2 separate regions of the Homo sapiens genome follow, and region 1 is linked to region 2. A link is an interaction called in ENCODE POLR2A ChIA-PET data of the cell type or tissue named here. Cell type or tissue: A673. All regions are shown on one strand. Links, peaks and the distances in the headings refer to the core of each region. The heading gives the core; the rest is flanking DNA. Region 1 overlaps CELF1 (CUGBP Elav-like family member 1). Region 2 overlaps PTPMT1 (protein tyrosine phosphatase mitochondrial 1).

What was found. Peaks named below come from ENCODE experiments on the same cell type or tissue, not always from the same donor. Only the 100,000 strongest peaks of a DNase experiment are listed, where the experiment ranks them.
Region 1: POLR2A ChIA-PET joins it to region 2 with 6 read pairs; 19 of 35 experiments call an interaction of 5 or more read pairs at or near these places.

The regions. Positions count from the first base shown.
Region 1 is chr11:47,510,641-47,515,033 of GRCh38, forward strand. All of the region lies in intron 1 of CELF1 (CUGBP Elav-like family member 1), which reads right to left. Among named protein-coding and RNA genes, the nearest start is that of CELF1, 40 kb to the right of the region's middle. RefSeq lists an enhancer at 1-485 and a silencer at 2,920-3,059. In A673, for the core only: no CTCF peak of the experiment used is centred there; no DNase peak of the experiment used is centred there; H3K27ac peaks cover 1,522 bases.
Region 2 is chr11:47,568,316-47,572,708 of GRCh38, forward strand. It overlaps PTPMT1 (protein tyrosine phosphatase mitochondrial 1), which reads left to right. Exons shown (of 4, transcript NM_175732.3): 3 at 1,385-1,576; 4 at 3,156-4,393. The coding sequence ends at 3,314. KBTBD4 (kelch repeat and BTB domain containing 4) reads right to left here. Exons shown (of 4, transcript NM_018095.6): 4 at 3,882-4,393. Among named protein-coding and RNA genes, the nearest start is that of PTPMT1, 4.9 kb to the left of the region's middle. In A673, for the core only: no CTCF peak of the experiment used is centred there; no DNase peak of the experiment used is centred there.

The DNA.
Region 1 (4,393 bases), core at 127-4,126, 58 kb before region 2:
CACGCCCGGCTAATTTTTGTATTTTTTGTAGAGAAGGGGTTTTGCCATGTTGCCCAGGCTGGTCTTGAACTCCTGGGCTCAAGCGATCCACCCCCTCTTGGCCTCACAAAGTGCTGGGATTACAGGTGCAAGCCCCCGCATCTGGCCAACTCACTCTTAACTAACAACTGTTAGTAAGCAACCTTAAAATTCCTTGAAAAACTTCCTTGATATAAGACAGGGAGCTAATAAAGAATTTAGCCAGGAAGAAAAAGAATTTAGCTGGGTACAGTGGCTCATACCTATAATCCCAACACTCTGGGAAGCTCAAGTGAGAGGACTGCATGAGCCCACAAGTTTGAGACCAGCCTGGGCAACATCATGAAACCCTGTTGCTACCCAAAAAGAAAAAAAAAAATTAGATGGGTGTGGTGACATGTGTCTGTAGTCCCAGCTACTTGGAAGGCTGAGGTGGGAGGATTGCTTGAGCCCAGAGGTCGAGGCTGCAGTGAGCTGTGATGGCACCACTGCACTCCAGCCTAGGCAACAGAGCAAGATCGTCTCAAAAACCAAAACAAAAAAATAATCTAACTACTATCCAGATTAGAGGTTTTTAAACGATCTTAAAAGCAGAACTGTTTTTCTCCTAAACATGAAAGTCAGGCTGTTCAGGTCAAAGATAGAGGAGGGAGAGGCAGGCCCCAACTGTCAGTCTCTCTTGGCCCTCAGGATAACCTCTTGGGAAATATGAGAACTAGATGAAATAATTCAAACAATAGATAATTCATCAATATTATATCTGGCTTTGACATAAATGGTTTTTTGAACAATAAATTTTTCTATCTTTAGAATCAATGTATTTAACATACCATCAGTGCTAATAAATGTGCATCTTCAAATTGATGGAATATGGCATTTAAAGTTTGTAAACCCTTATCACCTAAAAGTAAAGAGAAATGTCTAGACATTTGTAAAGTGGCAATAAGTACGAGCTAACATTTTTTGAGCATTTACCATACACTATGACCTGTTTTGGGTGCTTTACATTTAATCCTCATACGTACGCTATCTCCATTTTGCAGATGAGAAAAGATACAGAGATGAAATGACTCCCTCAAGATCACAGAGATCCGGGCTAAGAAGGCTGCTTCAGGTTAAAAATTGTCTCCAAGGAAGCTCATGCACATAACCCACAGAAAGTCTGTTTAAATGCTAAGGGCCATAAAGTTGAGTCTGACTTTTTTTTTGAGACAGAGTCTCTCTCTCTTTTCCAGGCTGAAGTGAAGTGGCATGATCTCGACTCACTGCAACCTCTGCCTCCCGGGTTCAAGTGCTTCTTGTGCCTCAGCCTCCCAAGCAGCTAGGACTACAGGCACAAGCCATCATGCCCAGCTAATGTTTTGTATTTTCAGCAGAAACAGGGTTTCCCCATGTTGCCAAAGCTGGTCTTGAACTCCTGAGTTTAGGCAATCCACCCTCCTTGGCCTCCCAGAGTAAGCTAGGATTACAGGAGTGAGCCACTGTGCCCGGTTTTTTGTTTTGTTTTGTTTTGAGATGGAGTCCCGCTCTGTTTCCCAGGCTGGAGTGCGGTGGCATGATCTCTGCTTACTGCAACCTCCGCCTCCCAGGTTCAAACGATTCTCCTGCCTCAACCTCCTGAGTAGCTGGGACTACAGGCACTGGCCACCAAGCCTGGCTAATTTTTTTGTATTTTTAGTAGAGACAGGTTTTCACTGTATTAGCCAGGATAGTCCTGATCTCCTGACCTCATGATCCACCTGCCTTGGCCTCCCAAAGTGCTGGAATTACAGGCATGAGCCACCGTGCCCAGAATTTTTTTTTTTTTTTTTTTTTTAGAGATGAGGGATCACTCTGCCCAGCTAATTTTTTTTGTATTTTTAGTAGAGACAGAGTCTGGCCATGTTAGCCAGGGTGGTCTCGAACTCCTGACCTCAAATGATCTGCCTGCCTCAGCCTCCCGAAATGTTGGGATTACAGATGTGAGCCTCCGCACCCTGCCCAAACTTTTAACTGGAAAAGAGAAAAAAGACAAATAATAGAAATAACTTGGGAAAAGTATATTCTCTTTAAAGTATTACTTTTTGGTCAGCTTGCAATGCCCTTTACTTCTTTCTTCCTGTTACATGCCTAGCTCAATAAGTAAGTTAGGCCCCCTGCTTTGGAAAACTCCATGTTCACCTACTCTCATGCTCCAGAGAGCCAAGTAAACAGATAAAAGGATCAAGCGGGAAGCAGACCTCTCAGGAGCTGGAGGCCTGTAAGCCCAACAATGCTTTAGGCTAAACAGACTAAACTTTATGCTAAACCGTGTGAAAATGGACAAGTGAGATTTCCTGAAAACAAAATCCACAGCTTTCATCAGATTCTATAAGGGGTTCACAACCATTCTTAGAATGGTCCCCTCTTGGACTTCCAATCCCTAGAGGATGGGACTAGATTAATCTAGACTAACACTAGGTCATCTAAAACTATAATTGTATTTTCTCTAAACAAGTTTTTAAACAGCTATCTAGTTTAGTCCACATCACATACAATTCACCTCATTTAAAATGTTGTTAGTGATTTTAATCTCATTTCAAAATGTTGTTAGTGAACTATGTTTCAACTTTCTCATTTATATTCATATCCACAGAACACCTGAATAAAAGTAACACATATCAGACCTTCAATTGTTGAACTTAATTCCCCAGTTTATCTGGTGTAATTTGTAAAGTTTCTATGAACTTTCCTGAATTGAGACATACTTGCACTTCCTAGTTTTTTGGGGGTTTTCCCCCCTGAAATTGCAGGTACTGTAAAAGCAACATGTGGGCAGCACCCCCTCTTTTTTTTTTTTTGAGACAGAGTCTCGCTCTGTCACCCAGGCTGGAGTGCAGTGGCGTGATCTCAGCTCACTGCAAGCTCCGCCTCTCGGGTGCATGCCATTCTCCTGCCTCAGCCTTCCGAGTAGCTGGGACTACAGGCACCCGCCACCACGCCTAATTTTTTGTATTTTTAGTAGAGATGGGGTTTCACCATGTTAGCCAGGATGGTCTCGATCTCCTGACCTCGTGATCCGCCCACCTCGGCCTCCCAAAGTGCTAGGATTACAGGCGTGAGCCACTGCGCCCGGCCACCCTCTTTTTTTTTTTTTAAACAAAATATTTCATAAGTATTCCTTCCTGTTTTAATTTTTCCATTTCCCCAACTTTAATTAATTATACTTACAACCATATTTTGGTTTATCTTCTACCAGGATTTCTTCCATGCATACAATAAAATGTACAAACACTCAAATACACAAAATTTTCCTTTTTTTTTTCCCCCCAGATGGAGTCTTGTTCTGTTGTCCAGGCTGGAGTGCAGTGGCATGATCTCAGCTCACTGCAGCCTCTGCCTCCCGGGTTCAAGCAATTCTCCTGCCTCAGCCTCCCAAGTAGCTGGGACTACAGGCGTGCACCACCACACCCAGCTAATTTTTGTATTTTTTAGTACAGACAGGGTTTCGACATGTTGGCCAGGCTGGAACTCCTGACCTCAAGTGATGGGCTCACCTTGGCCTCCCAAAGTACTGGGATTACAGGCATGAGCCACCATGTCTGGCCTCAAATACACAGAATTTTCAAATTCAATATTATACTAAGTATAATACTGCACAACCTACTTTTTTGCACCTAACAATGATAAACATTTTCTCGTAAGCAGCCATTATTAAAGGATCAGAGCCACAAATGGCCTAAAGCTTGACTCTGCCAATAGCATCCTTGCATATTCACAACCAATAAATAGAACTACCTCCCTAATCTAGCTCACCTCCCATTTAGTTATATGATCTTTCCATGAGTATATAAGCACCTAAACCAGAGGTCGTCTCACCTGAGAGACACCCTATTTTAGAGGCACTCAGATGAGGCAAACAGAGCATGCAAAAAACATTTTTAAAAATCTCTTTTTGGCCAGGCATGATGGCTCATGCCTGTAATCCCAGCACTTTGGGAGGCCAAGGCAGGAACATCTCTAGCACCCAGGAGTTTGAGACCAGCCTCGGCAACATAGCAAGACCCTATCTCTACAAAAAAAAAAAAAAAAAAAATCAGACAGGCATGGCAGTGCACGCCTGTAGCCCTAATTTGGATGCTGAGGTAGGAAGATTGCTTGAGTCCAGAAATTTGAGGCTGCAGTGAGCCATGATCGTGCCACTGCACTCCAGTCTGGCTGACAGAGCAAGACCTTGTTTCAAAAAATAAAATAATTTAAAAAATCTCTTTTCCTATTTCCTCCCCAAATGCCCACACACTGGGTGTAACTCTCAAATCCCCCGTATTTCCTCTCTGCTCCCCAAACAGCTTCCTACTGTGGTGAGAGCTGGGAGGTGGGAGGAGGAATCTAATTCTTTCTATAGTTCCTGTTTCTT
Region 2 (4,393 bases), core at 189-4,188:
GCCTTGGCAAAATATTGTACCCCAAATCTGCAGCTGAATCACTACACAGGTGCCAAAATTATGCAAAAAAATTACACTGGCTGGGCCTGGTGGCTCATGCCTGTAATCCCAGCATTTTGGGAGGCTGAGACAGGAGGATGGCTTGAGGCTAGGAGATTGAGACCAGCCTGGGCAACATAGCGAGACCCCCATCTGCACACACACAAAAATAACAAAATTAGCCAGGCACAGTGGCATGCAGCTGTAGTCACAGCTACTTGGGAGGCTGAGGTGGGAGGACTGCTTGAGCTTAGGAGTTTGAGGCTGCAAGGAGCCATGATTGCATACCACTGCTCTCTGACCTGGGTGACATAGCAAGATCGTGTCTCTAAAATAAAATATATATATATTTTTGAGATGTTGTTTTGCTCTTGTCTCCCAGGCTGGAGTACAATGGTGCGATCTCTGCTCACTGCAACCTCTCCCTCCAGGGTTAAACAATTCTCCTGCCTCAGCCTCCCTAGTAGCTGGGATCACAGGCATCCACCACCACGCATGGCTAATTTTTGTATTTTTAGTAGAGACAGGGTTTCCCCATGTTAGCCAGGCTGGTCTCAAACTCCTGACCTTAGGTGATCTGCCCGCCTTGGCCTTGCAAACTGTTGGGATTACAGGCGTGAGCCACCATGCCCGGCCAAAATAAAATGTTAAGACGTTTGCAGCTGAATTTTTTGCAGCTAAAATGTATATAGCTAATATCTTGCAGCTAAATATTCAAGTACCCAAAGGGTAGTTTAAGAACACTTTACCTGCTGGTGTGGTGGCTCACACCTGTAATCCCAGCACTTTGGGAGGCTGAGGCAGGCGGATGACCTGAGGTCAGGAGTTCGAGACCAGCCTGGCCAACATGATGAAACCCCGTCTCTACTAAAAATGCAAAAATTAGCCAGGCTTGGTGGCGCGTGCCTGTAGTCCCAGCTACTCGGGAGGCTGAGGCAGGAGAATCGCTTGAAACTGGGAGGTGGAGGTTGTGGTGAGCTGAGATCACGCCACTGTACTACAGCCTGGGCAACAGAGCGAGACTCTGTCTTTAAAAAAAAAAAAAAAAAAAAAAGGAACACTTTAAATCTTGGACATAATTCTAACTCAGCAGCATAGCTGTTGCTTGATGAAAAACCAACCATGTAGGCCAGCCATTTTAAAGACATTTCTGTCCTCACCTGGAATGGGAAAAAAAAGCATTTCTGTAAGAAGTTTCTATTTTAGAAAACAGGCAACAGTGTATTCCCATTGTAGTAAACCCTGAAACTTCCTTGTTGCTTTGCTGCTTCTTGGGAGCCCCTTATCATCCCACCCACATAGTTTTTTTTCATTCTCTTTTTCATACTGGTGGACCTGGTTCCAGGAGTGGAAGAGACTAGGAGTCGAGCAGCTGCGGCTCAGCACAGTAGACATGACTGGGATCCCCACCTTGGACAACCTCCAGAAGGGAGTCCAATTTGCTCTCAAGTACCAGTCGCTGGGCCAGTGTGTTTACGTGCATTGTAAGGCTGGGCGCTCCAGGAGTGCCACTATGGTGGCAGCATACCTGATTCAGGTACCAAAGTTCTTTCTGGGCTGGGCATCGTGGTACACACTTATGATCCCAGCACTTTGGGAGGCTTGAGATGGGAGGATGGCTTGAGCCCAGGAGTTTGAGACCAGCCTGGGCAACATGGCAAAACCGTCTCTACAAAAAATACAACAAGTTAGCTCAGTGTGGTGGTGTGCACCTGTAGTCCCAGCTACTTGGGAGGCTGAGATGGATCACCGGAGCCCAGTAGGTAGAGGCTGCAGTGAGCCGTGATTTGTGCCACTGCACTGCAGCATAGCCAACAGAGTGAAACTGTCTCAAAAAAAAAAAAAAAAAAAAAAAGTCTTTCTGGTCCCATTTATAGCAGATTTCCAGAACTTCAATAGCATGGTCTACTGGTGGGCCTTGTTGGAAGGAGCTGTGTGCTTGATTTCAGGCTGTTGGGAGGTGGTTTGGTATGATGGAAAGCACCTGAGCCTTGTGACAGGGTAACCTGGGGCTCTGCTGCCTGCCAGTGAGGATCAGCAAAAGTGACTTCTGCCTTATGCAACATGTTTTCTCAAACTAAATGTATTATGAAGTTTAAATAAGAAATTACATCAAGTGCTGGCCTATAGCGGGCACTCTAAAAACGGAGTTGCAAAAGCCATTCAACCCCAGCAAAAGGCTAGACACTTGTTCTAATACCATGTCAGGAAACAATATCATAGATAATAGTGCTGATCATTTTCAGCTTTATAGTACTCAAGTTTCTTCAAGTATTCCAGAGTAAAGTTCTGGATATTAGTTTCTGGAAACAGGCTCCAAACTGGATTCTGCCTATTAATGTGTCATAATTGGCAGGTGGGATGCTTTAAAAATATTTAGGAGAAACAAATACCCTGTAGTCCATCATCATTTTGTAACCTAAGTTACAAAATGTCTGGCTCCCACAGAGCATTTTCTAAGTCATGTGAATAGCTAAGTCTGGCCTTGTGTTACTGTGGACTAGTGTGTATATAGTTGAGTAATATTAAAATTTTGGTCATAAGGGCTCTGCTGGAAGCAGGGTCTCAGGAGGGTATTTTGCACCAAGTGAGAATTGAACTAGCAAGTTAGAAATCTGTATTTTCTTGGTTCTGTTGAGTTCTAAACCAATGAGTATCCTTAGGACATGTTAACCCTCCTATTTAAATTATGAGTTACTTGTTTTTCTAGCCATGGTGACAAGTTGCATAAAAACATCTATTGCATACTCGTTCCTAGAAATTCTTGTAACCAAAAGCCCAGCTCGGAGAGGACGTGGAGTAGGCTGAGGCAGTCTTGAACTTAGGATCTCAGCTTCCCATGTGCAACTTCCTTTTTCTAGGATTTGGCAGAGCAAGAATTGGGTAGAAAGACTGACTTTCCACCTGACCTGTTGCATAGTATTGTGAGACTGGCTGACTGCAGTGGTTACAGTACTCTCCCATTTATAATACAAGCAGCATGATTTTTAATGCCTGCAAAATAGAGTTTCCAAAGAAATGAAATCTCAGAGTCCTTTAGCACCTGCTCATGGGTCAAGGGCACCTTGACACCTGCTTCTTTCTTTCTCTGCTGATTTCCCAACCCTGTACTTCAGGTGCACAAATGGAGTCCAGAGGAGGCTGTAAGAGCCATCGCCAAGATCCGGTCATACATCCACATCAGGCCTGGCCAGCTGGATGTTCTTAAAGAGTTCCACAAGCAGATTACTGCACGGGCAACAAAGGATGGGACTTTTGTCATTTCAAAGACATGATGTATGGGGATTAGAAAGAACTCAAGACACTCCTGCTTGATACAGAACAAAAAGAGCTTAACAGGACCAACAGGGCTTAAGCCCAGACTTGACGTAACAGAAATGTGCCAATAGGTAATAGGTAATTTTTCTTTCTCTGACTTGTTTTGTTTTCTTGAAATAACACTGTTGTGTGGCTAGAAAGGAAAAGATTTAGTGTGGCTTGTATTCATGGGATACAGGACAGGGATGGGGCTATCATCTTTTCTTGAATAGGGCTAAAGAAGTATTTTAACAAAAATCTATTATGTACCTAATATTGTGCCTAATAATATTTAGCACCACAACTCAAAAAACATTTAGCACTTGAAAAAAGGAGACTCACCTCTGGCTCTTTGCCACTGTCAGAATCTGAATCTCACTGGCCCTGTGGAGTAGGGATCCTATCTGGAGAAGTGGGAGCATGGGCTGCAGTCAGGACTGCTGCAGACTGAGCCATGTGATGGTACGTAATGAGTTCCCCTGAGGGAATGAAACACCCTCACCCCTTCAAAGTCACCCCTTTGGAATTCAACACAGACACACATATCCCTTCAAAAACTTTTATTTGTATCAACAGTTCCTAGCTCTTGACTTAGCTTAGAGCTTTTAAAAGAGCAGACACCTTATATATTTGAGATTGAAAAAGTTTCTGCTATTAATCAGAAATAATCATTTCTATTTTCTGGCTTACCCCTTGGAATAAGCCAAAAATAAAACCAAAGTTACATTTCCTGACAGATGGATAAGAAAACAATAGAAGGAACATCCTGAATTCTAGAGTTGACTCTTGCTGGTGAAGTACACCTTCAGCTTAGTCCATTCTCCTAAGTAAAGCCTGAAGGAAAACTCTTAACACCTAATTCTTTGTGGAAAAATGATCAACTAGCCATTTCACAGGCTATAGAACAAAAGTACAATTGGGCATCTTTCCTTATGTCCTGGGATCAGGGGTGCTTACATTTAACATTGATCAGGTAAAGAGGAGAGGCTGTGCCTAAGGTCTGAGAAAAGGCTTGCTCTAAGCAAGCTGTGGTGAGGCACAGGATGACTAGGGAATG